Regions from separate parts of the Homo sapiens genome. Here region 2 is linked to region 1. Evidence: chromatin contacts called from ENCODE Hi-C or POLR2A ChIA-PET data. All regions are on one chromosome and are shown on one strand. Each heading gives the region's core, a stretch centred on a gene start or an enhancer-like site at or near the end of the contact. The rest is flanking DNA. Distances are from core to core; before and after follow the strand shown. Region 1 overlaps ELMO1 (engulfment and cell motility 1). Region 2 overlaps ELMO1 (engulfment and cell motility 1).

What was found. Hi-C counts contacts between places; a loop is a spot of excess contacts on that map. ChIA-PET counts read pairs that join two places held with the same protein, here RNA polymerase II (POLR2A). Pooled maps may share reads with other maps.
Region 2: a loop to region 1 is called in a map of dorsolateral prefrontal cortex, with 2.2 times the contacts of the local background. The contact joins two enhancer-like sites. A Hi-C loop is called at or near these places in 7 of 168 maps with a recorded cell type or tissue (CD4-positive, alpha-beta T cell, CD4-positive, alpha-beta memory T cell, CD8-positive, alpha-beta T cell and 4 more) and 12 of 50 pooled maps. POLR2A ChIA-PET finds 5 or more read pairs at or near these places in 9 of 52 experiments (CD4-positive, alpha-beta T cell, T-cell, activated CD4-positive, alpha-beta T cell and 4 more).

The regions. Positions count from the first base shown.
Region 1 is chr7:37,347,489-37,354,338 of GRCh38, reverse strand. All of the region lies in intron 1 of ELMO1 (engulfment and cell motility 1), which reads left to right. It also overlaps the pseudogene RNU6-565P. Among named protein-coding and RNA genes, the nearest start is that of ELMO1, 98 kb to the left of the region's middle. RefSeq lists enhancers at 1,001-1,050, 1,101-1,160, 691-1,192. Within about 2 kb of position 4,203, at least 4 of the 41 ENCODE cell types and tissues checked have a DNase peak (open chromatin) inside an H3K27ac peak, as active enhancers do.
Region 2 is chr7:37,421,264-37,428,113 of GRCh38, reverse strand. All of the region lies in intron 1 of ELMO1 (engulfment and cell motility 1), which reads left to right. Among named protein-coding and RNA genes, the nearest start is that of ELMO1, 24 kb to the left of the region's middle. Within about 2 kb of position 2,638, at least 2 of the 41 ENCODE cell types and tissues checked have a DNase peak (open chromatin) inside an H3K27ac peak, as active enhancers do.

The sequences.
Region 1 (6,850 bases), core at 2,954-5,453:
GATTTTAAAAATGCATCACTGGCTTGAGTAATCCTTCACATTTGTAATTTTAATCTTTGAATTTGGTTTTAAGGAAAGAGTGGTTCATTTATTCATTCACTTGTCTGGAAAATATTGAGTTGCTCTTTACCATGCTGTCTGATCAGGTCTGGAACAACAGAGATGAGTAAGATATGAGTCCTACCCTCAGAGAACTCATATAAACAAATAGGATAAGGTGTGGAAAAGTGCTCTGGTAGGTCACTGTAAGCGCCTAAGAAGACAGATTCAGGGCAGTTACTTCTAGCACGGGAGGCCGTGAGGTCAGGGAGATCTTTAAGAGAAACTGGTGCATGAGATTGGCACTGAAATCTAGATGGGAATTTTTGAAGCAGACCCAAGGGAAGGAAAGGACATTGGAGGTAGAGAGAACATTCTGAACAAAGACAGGGTGAAAGCGAGAGGTGGAGCCGACTGGGCTTCTGGGTTGGGTGGGGACTTGGAGAACTTTTGTGTCTCGCTAAAGGATTGTAAATACACCAATCAGCACTCTGTGTCTAGCTAAAGGTTTGTAAACACGCCAGTCAGCACAATGTCAAAACAGACAAATGAACGCTCTGTAAAACGGCCCAATCAGCTCTCTGTAAAATGAACCAATCAGCAGGATGTGTGGGTGGGGCCAGATAAGGGAATAAACGCAGGTCACCTGAGCCAGTAGCAGCAACCTGGGTCCCCTTCCACGCTGTGGAATCTTTGTTTTTTTTTCACTGCTCGCAATAAATCTTGCTGCTGCTTATTATTTGGGTCCGTGTTACCTTTATGAGCTGTAGCACTCACCGCGAAGGTTTGCAGCTTCGCTATTCACTCTTGAAGCCAGCGAGACCACGAACCCACCGGGAGGAAGAAACAACTCCGGACGCGCCACCTTTAAGAGCTGTAACACTAACGGTGAAAGTCTGCGGTATCACTCCTGAAGTCAGGGAGACCACGAACCCCCCAGAAGAAACTCCGGACGCATCTGAACATCTGAAGGAACAAACTCTGGACACACCATCTTTAAGAACTGAAACACCGCGACAGTTCGCTGCTTCATTCTTAAAGGCAGTGAGACCGAGAACGCACCAATTCTGGACACAAAAGGACCTTAGCAGGCTCAGGAAATGGCAAGCCATTTATGAAGAGGGAAGAGATAGCAAACGTTGGTCTCAAGTTCTCTAGTTCTTTACCCAGACCATAGCTGGCTGGGGGATGATCCTGATTTAGTCTGGGGGGTTCCTTTACGCATTGCCACCAGCAGGTGCCGCAAATGGACCATTGGCAGTCTTAAGGTAGAACCAGTTTTCCATGTCAGACTTACAGAGCCATTGGATGTGCCTGGGGTTTGGGGAGCAGGGACTCGTTGGGTGGGGGAGGATGCACCGGTGGTACCTGGATGCAGGCTGTGAAAAGTTTATATCCTAGAGGTCCCAAGTCACCACAGATTTAAAGCAGGAAGTGAGATGTTCAAATGATCACAAATACAAGTATTCTGTTTCTTTTACTGTTTTATCTTCCGTTGCTTTGCACAGTAGAAGTTGCAGTTAATAGAAGTTTTACTGTTCTCTGAATTGGAAAGAGTTACTCAAAAGAATTGGGCTACTTTCCTGGAGACAAGCCCATAGATGCAGGTGGTGATAATTCAATATGGGACTAACGGAAAGTTTTCTCTGCCACTTTCCATTGCATTTCTGGCCAAGACTATTTAGCGATTCTTTCTGAGAAACCGAGGAGGCAAATAGTCTCAAAGTATGTCCTATGAGAAACGTGTGCCGCAAGATGTTTCGTTAAAAAAAAAGTTTTCTGGACAGATACATTTGGGAAATATTATAGATTGCATATGGACATTTCACAGAACACGTGTTACGTTAAAGTCCCTGAGAAGTCCTGCAGTAAAGGAAACTTTGAAAAGAACGGCGTAGAGCCCAGCACAGTGGCTCATGCCTGCAATCCCAGTACTTTGGGAGGCTGCAGCAAGAAGTATCCTTTGAGCTCAGGAGTTCGAGACCAGGTAACATAATGAGACCTCATCTCTATTAAACAAAAAAATGGCATAGTGGTTACGAACATGAGCTATCAAATCAGACATGTAGATTTCATTCTGGCTGGGTTCCGTATGTGGATGTGAGACTTTGGGCAAGATATTTAATGTCTTTACATCTTGGTTTCCTTGTTTATAAAATAGGCTAGTAATGGTACCTTATTCATAAAATTGTCTCTAAAAGTATATAGTAAGTGAACTAGTAAGTTATTAGTGGATATTATTCTATTCAGTTTTTTCCAAGAATCCTGACTCTTTATTTTTGCATTGCATTTATAAATAACTCAGAGAAGCGGTGCTGTGTGGGAAATGCTGGAGTGAGACTAACTCTTGCAATCCATGCGTGACTTCTGATAGCAGTCCCACAGAGGAAAGGCAGGCCCTAGGTGCTGAGCGCTACGTCACAGATGTGGACTTGCAGCTATATGAAGCTCTAGAATTGGGGAGCAAAAGACCATTTCCTCTTGACTGCAAGGTTAGAGTGTGTAACTTCAGTCTGTTTTGCCTTCCAGTCATTTAATGACAAGTTTGGAACTCAGGGCAGTAAACAGATATGGTTAGGTTGATATATTAGGAGTTTTTCAATTGTAAGGGACAGAAACAACTCAAGCTGATTTAGCGTAATGAGGAATTTATTAGTTTGTCTATCTAGGAAGGATGTTAGGGTAGTACAGAGAACTGAAGGAAAAGTGTTAGGAAACTCAACAGAAACTGAACATAGCTAGGCCTTCTGTCCTTGTTCCCTTTTGAATGTTTTCCTCTTGACTTGTCTTTGCTTCTCCTTGCCTCATTCTTTCCTATTGTGGATGACCTTTCCCCATGGAGGGAGCATGGCTGCAGACAGCTTCAGCTTCAGCTTCATCCCCAGCAGAAGGCAAGAACTCCTGGTGATCTACCTGCCTGGTCCCTGCAAAGTGCTAGGATTACAGGCGCAAGCCACTGCGCCCAGCTGACAAATTTATGAGATCCTTATTAAGGATATTTATACTAGGTTGGATCACATTTATTGCAAATTTTTTTTCAGATTGTTATTCGTGTTTAAATTTTTTAAATACTTTAATATATAAAAATTACACATGGGTCATGCTAATCTTCTCTGTATTGTTCCAGTTTTAGTATATATGCTGCTGAAGCGAGCACTGTCTCTAAATTTTTATAAAGGTTTTTGGAATTCAGAAGTTTTTAAGCTTGCTTGTATCAAATCATCAGGCTCTTCTTTGACGCTTTCTGCCTTTTGTGTTTTATTAGTTTGCTAGGGCTGCCATAAAAAAGTACCACAGACTGGGGTGCTTAACTAACAGAAATGGGTTTTCTCACTGTTACGGAGGCTAGAAGTCAGAGATCAAGGTGTTATCAGTGTTGGTTCCTTCTGAGGGCTTTCTCCTTGGCTTACAGATGGCTGTCTTCTCCCTGTGTTCTTAGGTGGTCTCCCCTCTGTACCTTCTGTGTTCAGATTTCCTCCTCTTAAAAGGATAATAGACAAACATGCTGTATTAGGGCCCGGCCTGAAGACCTAATTTTAACTTACTTCTTTCGAGGTCCTGTCTCCAAATACAGCTACATTCTGAGCTACTGGGGGTTAGGATTTGAACATACAAATTTTGAGGGGGACACAATTCACCTGTAACAGTTCTCATACTAAAGAGGCCTCTATCAACCTGAGAGGATTTAAGGATTTGAAGGAAGTCATTTAAACTAGTTAAGATTTAGTATCTTCATTAATTTACTGCAAATAATAACACCTGTCACTCAGGGCTGTGAAGAAGAGTGAGTAAAGTGCGTGTCCACGGTGCCCAGCCCCATGCCTGCTCTAGGCGCCTGTCTGCCACTCCTTCTGGCAGCTGTCCCCTAGCCTTCATGATGTCAATGCCAGACACTGGGAAAGCAAAGACTTTTCTCTGCAAGTTTCCATTATATTGCAAGCCAACCGTAGCTAATAGCACATTTCCCCACCTGTCAAGTAAATGGGCTGAATTGTTGCTGAGATTAGCATACATGGCTAGCGTGTACAGAAAATGAAATACTGAGCCTCCACACTGGATTCCATTCTCTGTTTATTCTCTTTCTGCTGAGTGCTTGCATGTTCTGTTCTGAACACACCGTGTTCCCTCATTTCTGAAGCCACAAACTTCCTCTTAGGCCCCGGGCTGTCTTCAGAATGGCCATCAGGTCCCTGATACGGGAACCTGAAATGACACCCCCACCATATACCCATCCATCCAGACCCTCCAGTGTAGGGCAGGTGGGGGGACATGTGCCCACCACTGCTGCTCCCATGGGAAACAAAGACTGGCTTCAGCAAACCTGGACACTCATACATCCTGAATAATGTCAGCTGACCACACCACCGACTTCATGTATTCCTTGACCTAGACACTAAAGGTATTGAGACAATTTCAGTCTGTTTGGCATAAGAAGGATGGTAGCACAAAGAAGAGAAGAGCAAAACTTTTACCCAAAGCCTATTTCGGTGGCCCCTTCTGAGGTTCAGTGTACCATGCAGGGCGGTGTTCTCAAAAGTGAAGACTAGGCCAGGTGTGGTGGCTCACGCCTATAATCCCAGCACTTGGGGAGGCCGAGGTGGGCAGATCACCTGAGGTCAGGAGTTCGAGACCAGCCTGGCCAACATGGTGAAACCCCATCTCTACTAAAAATACAAAAATTAGCCACGCAAGGTGGTGCCTGCTTGTAATCCCAACTACTCGGGAGGCTGAGGCAGGAGAATCACTTGAACCCGGGGGGCGGAGGTTACAGTGAGCTGAGATTGTGCCACTGCACTCCAGCCTGGGTGACAGAGTGAGACTTCATCTCAAAAAAAGAAAAAGAAAAAAAAAGTGAAGACTAGAGGGCTCCAGGAAGACAGCAGTGCCAAGAGGGAAGGGCTGCTTTCAGTGGGTGATCCTCCTGAAGCCCTTTCCCTTTCTGCCTAACCTAATGCAAGGGGAAAATGTGGTCTATGTCTTTTTCTATCAGAGACAACTCAACATTAAAAATATGAGATGAACAGCTCCCTTTCCACTATCCCCATCATCATTATAAACCCATTATCCATCATCAGTAGATAATGACTTAGCGGGACAGAGGACAGCTTTTCTGGTGAGGAAGGAAGGGGCTGAGGAGTGGAAGCAGATCGTTTCTCCAGCTGTTTGGTGTTTCTCTCCCATTGATCTGCCCTGGCCTCCACTGGCCCATCTGTTGGGCTTGTGAGTGCAGTAGGGGAGGGGACACACGGTTCACCAGGGCAAGTGTGTTCGTTTCCCCAACACACAGCTTCTACAGGAATGGCCATACAGGCTTAATTTTTTTCTCAGTAGGGTTTACTGTGCAACAGAAAGACTACAAAGAGCATTAAAAGGTTCAAAGCCATTGCAGTCACCCAAAACTAAAAAACTATATGGGAAATTCAGAAAAAACAACAAAAAGTGATCAGGTATTTGGGACCTTTGTGGAACCGAAAGAATTAATTAAGCTGTATGGAAAAACCTGTAGAGATGTAACAGATCTTTAAGAGACTACAGCAAGAGGCATGTTGAACTTGGGGCATAGAACAATGTGTAGAGAGATGAGTTTCTAGGTGGGAGTCAAAGCGATTTCTGTCTGTCGTCTTCAAAATGCCACCCAACCTACGGAGACATTTAGTGGAAGAGTGGGCTTGTTCACGGGTTATAGAGTCAGATGTTACTGCTATACAGACTTCAGTACCTAACTCTAGAAGAAGTGATTCCTCTTTATTTAATCCACTCAACTATAAACACACCACTTAACATGCATATCGAGGTGATAGAATCTTAATATTAAACATGGAACAATTCCCATATTTTTGGAATGGAATAAAGTCAAGCCAGCAGGCAAGCAGGAACGGTATAGCATTCTCTGCCCATTCTTTACCCACCACCTGGGATTTGATAGTGACTTTGGAAGGCATGATGATTAGAATGTCTAGCCACCTGCCTAGACTTCCCTTTTGTTTCTCCCTTTAATGGTTCTTAAATTTTAGTTTGTATAAGAATTATTGTACCCGGCTGTCTACACAACTTCTTGTAGCTGGTATTTTACTGGGCAATTTAAGTAATACTAGGTTATCTACTTTGGTAATTTTGATAACACTAGGCTCAGTACTGCTGGTAGCTCTAATGAGATGTTCATTGAGGAGGGGATGCATTCATACAACAGCTATGTATTAAAATGCCTGCCTGCCGCGGCCCTGAGTCTGTAACTGTGAATGCGATGTGGACCTTGCCCTTAGAGTACTCCAGATGTAGTGGGGAGAAGTTGACAAAGGGAGTCTAGTAACCCCAGAGTTATGCTGGGGGAAGCATAGGACACCAGGATGCTGACTTTGTTGGCTGAAGATTTTAGAATGTATTTCCTTCTCAGTTATGCCTCACCAAGAGGAGTTGGGCTTGTGTGCTGATCTTTCCTGGAGAGCCTGATGAGACCATGTGCCTTGTGTCCAGTTCAAGGATGGGATAGGTTGCCCTGATCATCGGTAATCTGCCTAGAGGATTTGCTAGCTTACCGCCTGTATTAGTCCGTTTGCATGCTGCTAATAAAGACATACGGGAGATTGGGTAATTTATAAAGGAAAAAAAGGGTTTACATGGACTCAGTTTCATGTGGATGGGAGGCCTCACCATCATGGCAGAAGGCTCTTACATGGCGGCAGACAGGAGAGAATGAGAACCAAGTGAGAGGGTGTTCCCCTTATAAAGCCATCAGATCTCTTGAGGCTTATTCATTATAAGAATAAGAATAAGAATAAGAATACCATAAGAATAGTACCGTAAGAATAGT
Region 2 (6,850 bases), core at 1,389-3,888, 75 kb before region 1:
TTTCAAATGAAACCAGCTGTCTCTGTTCCCCTCCAACGTGTGTGTGCACACACAGACACACACACACACACACACACACACACCCCAAGCATACATCCTTCATGTAGATAAAAAGATAAAATGCCTTTGGGGTATCTATGGGGATAACTTATTTTTCTCCCCTATTGATCAGAATGCATGGAGGCCTGGGAAACTCTGCTGGAGTACCCAAAGCCTCCAAGCTGGCAGACTTGAGCACTATTGTCTTTATTGCTTCTTTTAGCAGGATTTTCCTGGGGATGGTGAATGTGCCATAAAGTAGGGCCCACAGGCCTTGCAGAAATGGAAGAGCATGCCATTCACTGAAGAAATGAGCTGTCAGCTCCCTTCTCCTCTTACTATAATTTGCTACAGCCTGGAAATGAAAAGTGACAGCTATTAAAAGGGCTTGGGAATAATTGCAGTTAAAAGCAAAAATAGCGATATTATCCACTGCCACTTAGGCTCACTTTTACTTTTGAAAAGGCTCAATGTTTGGAGTCCATAAAATGTTTGCAGAATATCATCCTGAGTCATTTTATTTATGACTAATCTAAAATATTTTTATAGGTTTTCAGCCATCCCATAGTGGTGTTGGTTTTGGTGGCATCTGAAGGAGGGTGATATTCCTATCAGAGTGATCTGTGACACGTTGCAGTGTTGGTCACTGCTGACCCAGACTGAGGTGACAGGATTCTTCCATGCAGAGCTGCAAGAGTTCTAAAGCAAGTGTTTTTCCTGGAGGGAGAGCAATGGCTTTTTGTGAATTTTAGTTTTAGAATTTGAAAAAGTCTTAGCCTGAAACATATCTTTAAAAATGCCTCCTCATATCTCAGCTAACGTAGCACATCACAGAGATGTCACTGTATTCTGGAAGTTGATGTCATTCTTTCTTTGGAAAGCCATAGAGTCATCTCCGCACCTTCTGTGATCTCTGATGTTCAGATGTTTAGCCTAGAAACTAGATTTGAATCTCGTTTCTAAAGAAGACCCCCTTGTGGTCTGAACTACTGTATTGTCTTAGGGGGCTCAGGTTAGTGTTTGCAAAGGTTAGTTTGTGATTTTTTTCTTTTTTTCGGGAAAAAAGACGTAGAATCTTTTTAGCAGAAGGATCTTGGATAAAAATCCTGAGTAAATGTTTCTCGGTGTATGGCATTGAAAATGAGTTAGGTATAATGCTGGCTTTTAGGGAATATTTAAATAGTTTTTTATTCATTTTCATGTGTCTTGGAAAAAGAATAACAAGGATATCCAACCTGTGATTTCCTAGATTTCCTTGTTTAGGATGAGACTAACATGCAATAATTGTAAGAGAAATACTGAGTAAAATAGGGCTGGGAAATGGTCTTTGAAGAACTAGAGTTTGGGAAACACTGATGTAAGCCAAAAACCTGGATTTTGTCTGTGACACTTCTGAGGCGAGACAAGGACTGACTTGCCAGAGTTTACCTGTTGGTGACCTTGAGACTGGAATCCAAACGAGATGCTGGTATGTTTGTGAATAATAACAAGGAGAGCTGACCTTTACAGAGCGTCTCTTGTGAGTGGTACCAAGTGATTTATATATGTTATCTCATTTAGTTCTCACTTCAGGCCTTTTTTGAATTAATTACTACTAGTATTTTATTTTATAGCAAATACAAGATGGGTGTGGTGGCTCACACCTGTAACCCAGCACTTTGAGAGGCCAAGTAGGGCGGATCGCCTGAGGTCAGGAGTTCGAGACCAGCCTGGCCAACGTGGTGAAACCCTGTCTCCTACTAAAAATACAAAAATTAGCTGGGCTTGGTGGCGGGCATCTATAATCCCAGCTACTTTGGAGGCTGAGGCAGGAGAATCGCTTGAGCCCAGGAAGCAGAGGTTGCAGTGACCCAAGATTGTGCCACTGTACTCCAGCCTGGGTGACAGAATGAGACTCCATCTCAGTAAAAAAAAAAAAAAAAAAAAAAAAAAGAAAGAAAAAAAGAGGGAGAGAGAGAGAGAGAACTCTAAGTTTAGAGAGGCTGGGTAACTTGCCCAGGGCCATAGAGCCAGAAAGAGCTGAGGTGAAGGAAGGAGCACACCTCTGTCCATCTTAGCTCCCTGAGAATAGTTCACATCAAAGAAGATGTTGAAGAATGGATCCTTTTGTTGGTGTTAAACTGCTAGGCATGAGGGTCCAGAGTCTTGTTCTGGAGACTTGCAAATGATGATTTTTATAGCCTCATTGGAGTGGGGGACTCTGCCTAGGACATCCCCTGAGAAGTTCTCAGTATATCAGCGTATTACAGTTGGAGAAGACTCAAGTAGAAATCAGCTTTCTTTTGTAATATTGATGGTTTTCAAACTCGGCCACAGGTTCCCTTTTTCTCCAATAAAACCCATGACATTTTGCAGAACCAATACTCTGTGGAGCACTTATTTGGGGAACCTAACGTTTTAAACTCATTTTACACATGGGAAATCTGACGTTTGTGATTACTTGGCCAAAGCCAAAACTAGCTGTTGGCAGAGCTTATGTCATTAATTAATTTATTCATTCAACGGATAGACATCCAGTGCCTCCCATGTGCCAAGCATGCTGGGAATTAGTGGTACAGCATTGAACCAGTGGACAAGACACAGATATAAGGAGACACATGTAAATAATTCTCGATAACTATCATGATGCACTGAATGTTTGTGCCCACACCCCCACGCCTCCAAATTCTTATGTTGAAATCCTCATACCTAATATGATGGTATTAGAAAGTGGGGTCTTTGGGAGGGCCTTAGGTCCTGAGGGTGGAGCCCTCTGGCATTAGTGCCCTTATAAAAAGGACCCAAGAGAGCTCTCTGCTGCTCTTTCTGCCACGTGAGACATAACGGGAAGTTGTCAGTCCACAGCCCAGAAGAGCACCCTCACCAGAACCCAACCCTGCTGGCACCCTGATCTCACATTTTCAGCCTCTAGAACTATGAGAAGTAAATTTCTGTTGTTAATAAGCCACCTAGTCTATGGTACTTTGTTAGAGCATCCTGAATTGACTAAGAAAACCATAAATCTATGAAGACTGGAAACCCTAGCATTTCCTGGGTCTTCTTAAGGCAGAGGGCTTGCCTTTTTCATCTTTCATCTTTGTTTTCCCAGTTTCTAGTATGAGGCAGTGATAACACAGCCTCAATAAATATTCGTTGAATAAGCTGTTGATGGATTGGAATCTTTCCCATTCTATAACAAAATGGTTTATTATTATTATTATTATTAAAAATATATAATAATTATTAGTTTTGGTGTGGGTTACTCTTTGGGAAGTTTAAAACAAAATGTTCCAAGAGGTCCCCAGATTGAAATAGGTCTCTTGGTCACCCTTGCTAAGAAACCCAGTTCTGAACAGCATTGACCTTGAACACTCATTACAGGACAGATTATTTGTGAAATGAGTAATGTTTGAAAATCATCTCTGTAGGTTTTTCGGCATTGCTAAATTGTGTCATTGGTTGGAATTTTCAGATCACAACCATATTTTGATTCCCAGGCTTTTGGCCATTTTGCTAATGTGCCAGAATCTCTAAGGCCTAGCCCAATTGCTAATATTGACAAATTCTTGAGGAGTATATATGGTTTGTTCAGGAATAAAACGGATAGGACTCAGAATCTTATCAGCTCATACCTGTAGGTATGGGGCAATCCATCCATCTAGCAATTTTCTAAACTATGTAGCCTACTGTGGGATACTGAATCCCTGCCCATGAGTACTGAGAAGGACTCATGGAAGGATGATAGCTTTCTTTGCATTATTTGTTTCTAGCATAGGAAAACTGGCTAATGTTCGTACAGTATGAGAAGTTTTTAGTCCACTGGACTGGAGATTCGGAGCTGCCCAGGTGGTCAGTGCTGGCAGGAAAAGGTAAAGAAGATCAAAGCATATGGCTTTTCTACTTTGCCTATCTTTTTCTTGAAAGAATTTATGGCTGATGAAGACCATTTTGCTCTGGAGGAAATGATGATCTGTTGGTGGCATGCACCTGGCCTCTTAGTTTGCTTTGTTGTCCTGGGAAGTGGGCAAGTGCCCCACTGGACCTTGATCTGCATTCCACAGGGGACTCCCTGCTTTAGAGGGACCCCTACCCATGAGGTCCAAGGATGACCACCCAGCGTAGCCCCCAGCAAGTACTCACACACACTTCCTCCAGAGCAGATCATTTAGTTTAAGGGAAGGGCATCATCACTTTCAGAGATGGGTGTTTTAGTGATTAGACATGCGACTTCTCTGGTAGAGGGCATTTATTTTTTAAAAAAGAGAAAGGGTAATGAATCGGACACTATCTGTCAAATTCTTTGCTAGGAGTGGAAACCTAAGTTTTCCCAAGTCCGTATTTCCCTGAGAAGAAATTGATTTTGGTATGATCCATAAAGCCTTGTACAGTGAAATAAACTATTGGCAGAAAAGAGACAAACACATATATAAAAAAAATAAGAATCAATGTTTCAAAAATGAAATACAGTAGAATACTGTGAGGTGTTTGTTTGTTTGTTTGTTTGTTTGTTTTCTTTGAGACAGGGTCTGGCTCTGTCACCCGGGCTGGAGTGCAGTGGCAAGATCTCAGCTCACTGCAACCTCCGCCTCCCGGGTTCAAGCGATTCTCCTGCCTCAGCCTCCCGAATAGCTGGGATTACAGGCAGCCACCGCTGCGCCTGGCTAATTTTTGTATTTTTAGTAGAGATGGGCTTTCACCATGTTGGCCAGGCTGGTCTCAAACTCCTGACCTCAGGTGATCCTCCCAGCTTGGCCTCCCAAATTGCTGGGGTTACAGGTGTAAGCCACCACGCCCGGCCAACTGTGAGTTTTATTTAGCCTCAGAAGTATCTTTAGACATTAGGTAAAGAGACACAGACTTAATCATGTCTGTAGTTTACTGCAGGTTATAAGATGAATGTCTGATGAAATTATGACATATGTTACTGAAGGGAAATTGTGCCATGTTTTTCCCTATATATTTTAGGGTGATAACCTGTAACACAGAAGACACTGGTGCCTCACTAAGAGCATGGCACCAGGAGCCTGAAGGAGTGGGACCTGAGTCCCATTTTCTTGGTTTACCAGATAGGAAAATTTAAACAAGTTATGTAATGCTTCTGAATCTCAATTCCCCATCTGTAAAATGAGGGTAACAATACAGACCTCTAGAGTTTGCTGTGCAGACTTAACAGGCTTGGCTCATGGGCTGCGGCCAATAAATGGTAGCTTTTGTTATGAACTCTAGGTAGAAAAGTATCTAAATGGTTTTCCCCAAGCCCAGAGAGTCTGAAATGGCCTTTGGAGGTATCTTCAGACATCATGACTTCTTTTAGTGTGGCATCATGCTTGTCTGATTTTTAGATTTCCAAAGAAGTCTTGTAGTGCATCATGACTAGAAAACATTTTGGAGTTTACACAATCAGTAAATGAGTTTTAAAACGCTTTTTTTTCTAAATAGGAAGGCAAGTGTTGCCTGCTTCATCTATTTGTAGACCTGTTTAAGTGTTTTAAAATCCATCAAAACATTTAAAATTATGAAAGCCATTTGCTTCATGACTTAACAAAATTCCTTAAAAGTCTTGTATATTCCTGCGAATAGCTGAATCCTCTAAGAGAAGCAGGAAAACCACACGAGCTTCTCTATTAATGTTGCTGATGTGTTGTGACTTGTACCAGGTCCCTTAGGCCAAAGCGAAGCACAGATTTTTTGGGGGAAAAAAGCTGATGAATTAAGCCAATAACTCCGACCTCTTGGCCAGAGAAATGTAAATTCTTTTTCTAAACTCACAGAAATAAGACTCTTCCAGGGCTGGAAAAGACTTTGATGAATAACGCAGGCTCATTTCCCCATTGAATTTATTCCTCGATGCTATGCATATAATGGGTAGTCAATAAATATTGTTTGCCCGCTTTTTGTAGCTGTTTCAAATTGGGATGAGGATGAGTCTGTGGTGTTGAAATAGAGGAAAGCTAATTTTCTTATCCTGGGATAGGCTTTAATCTTGTTAGCCAGATGTTCTAAACATGAGAGCTAACCAGTCAGATGAGACCACAAATATCTGAGTTGCACAATGCAATTGGCTTGAGAACTGCATTCTTTAAAGGTCATCCTTTGTATGGGGACAGAGGCACCCCTTGTCTACATTTTGGGAGGATAGGTTGGCTTCCTGGTCCCACTCAGGTCAGAAACACCACTGCCCATCACTTTTGGCCCCAGCTTCTTGTGGTTCAGTCCCACTGCATTGTAAACTCCAAGCAGAGGGGCCAGTTTTGACCAATGAAAATGGTTAACCCTTTTGGCCAGCCCTCTTCTGCCGAAGTCTATAATGCATGGCTGTTTTTATCCCTGTCTGTTGGAAGAATATTCAGAAATCCATTGCAATCTAGTTTTGATAAAGCCTTTAATTTTCCACTCCTTCCTTTTGCAACTTCATCCATGTGCTGCATATTCAGCCCCTAAGAACCCAGGAATGAATTGATGTGCTGCCTTCAAAACAGCCTGGCGTTTAGGAGTTGTGATTATATTCGAGAATCTCCAGGCTTGACTGTTCTTAGCTTTGATATCATGAGGACTATCCTCACAGGGAAAGATTTATAGCATCTGGGGTGAGAACTTTAATCGTGGCCCAAAGGAACTTGTGATATTTTGATAAGGGGCTTGAGGAAGTTGTTGGATATAGAGCAGAATGTATTTCGGAAGGGTGCAAGCAATTTTGAGCCCTTCTGGCTGATCATTGCAAAATGGGTGAGCACTGGGAGATCAGAAAATATGTGGTGGGCAAGGTAGAAAGAACGTCAAACTGGATGAAATAAGAAAACGGGGGAAAGCTATTTGAGAGGAAACTTGGCAT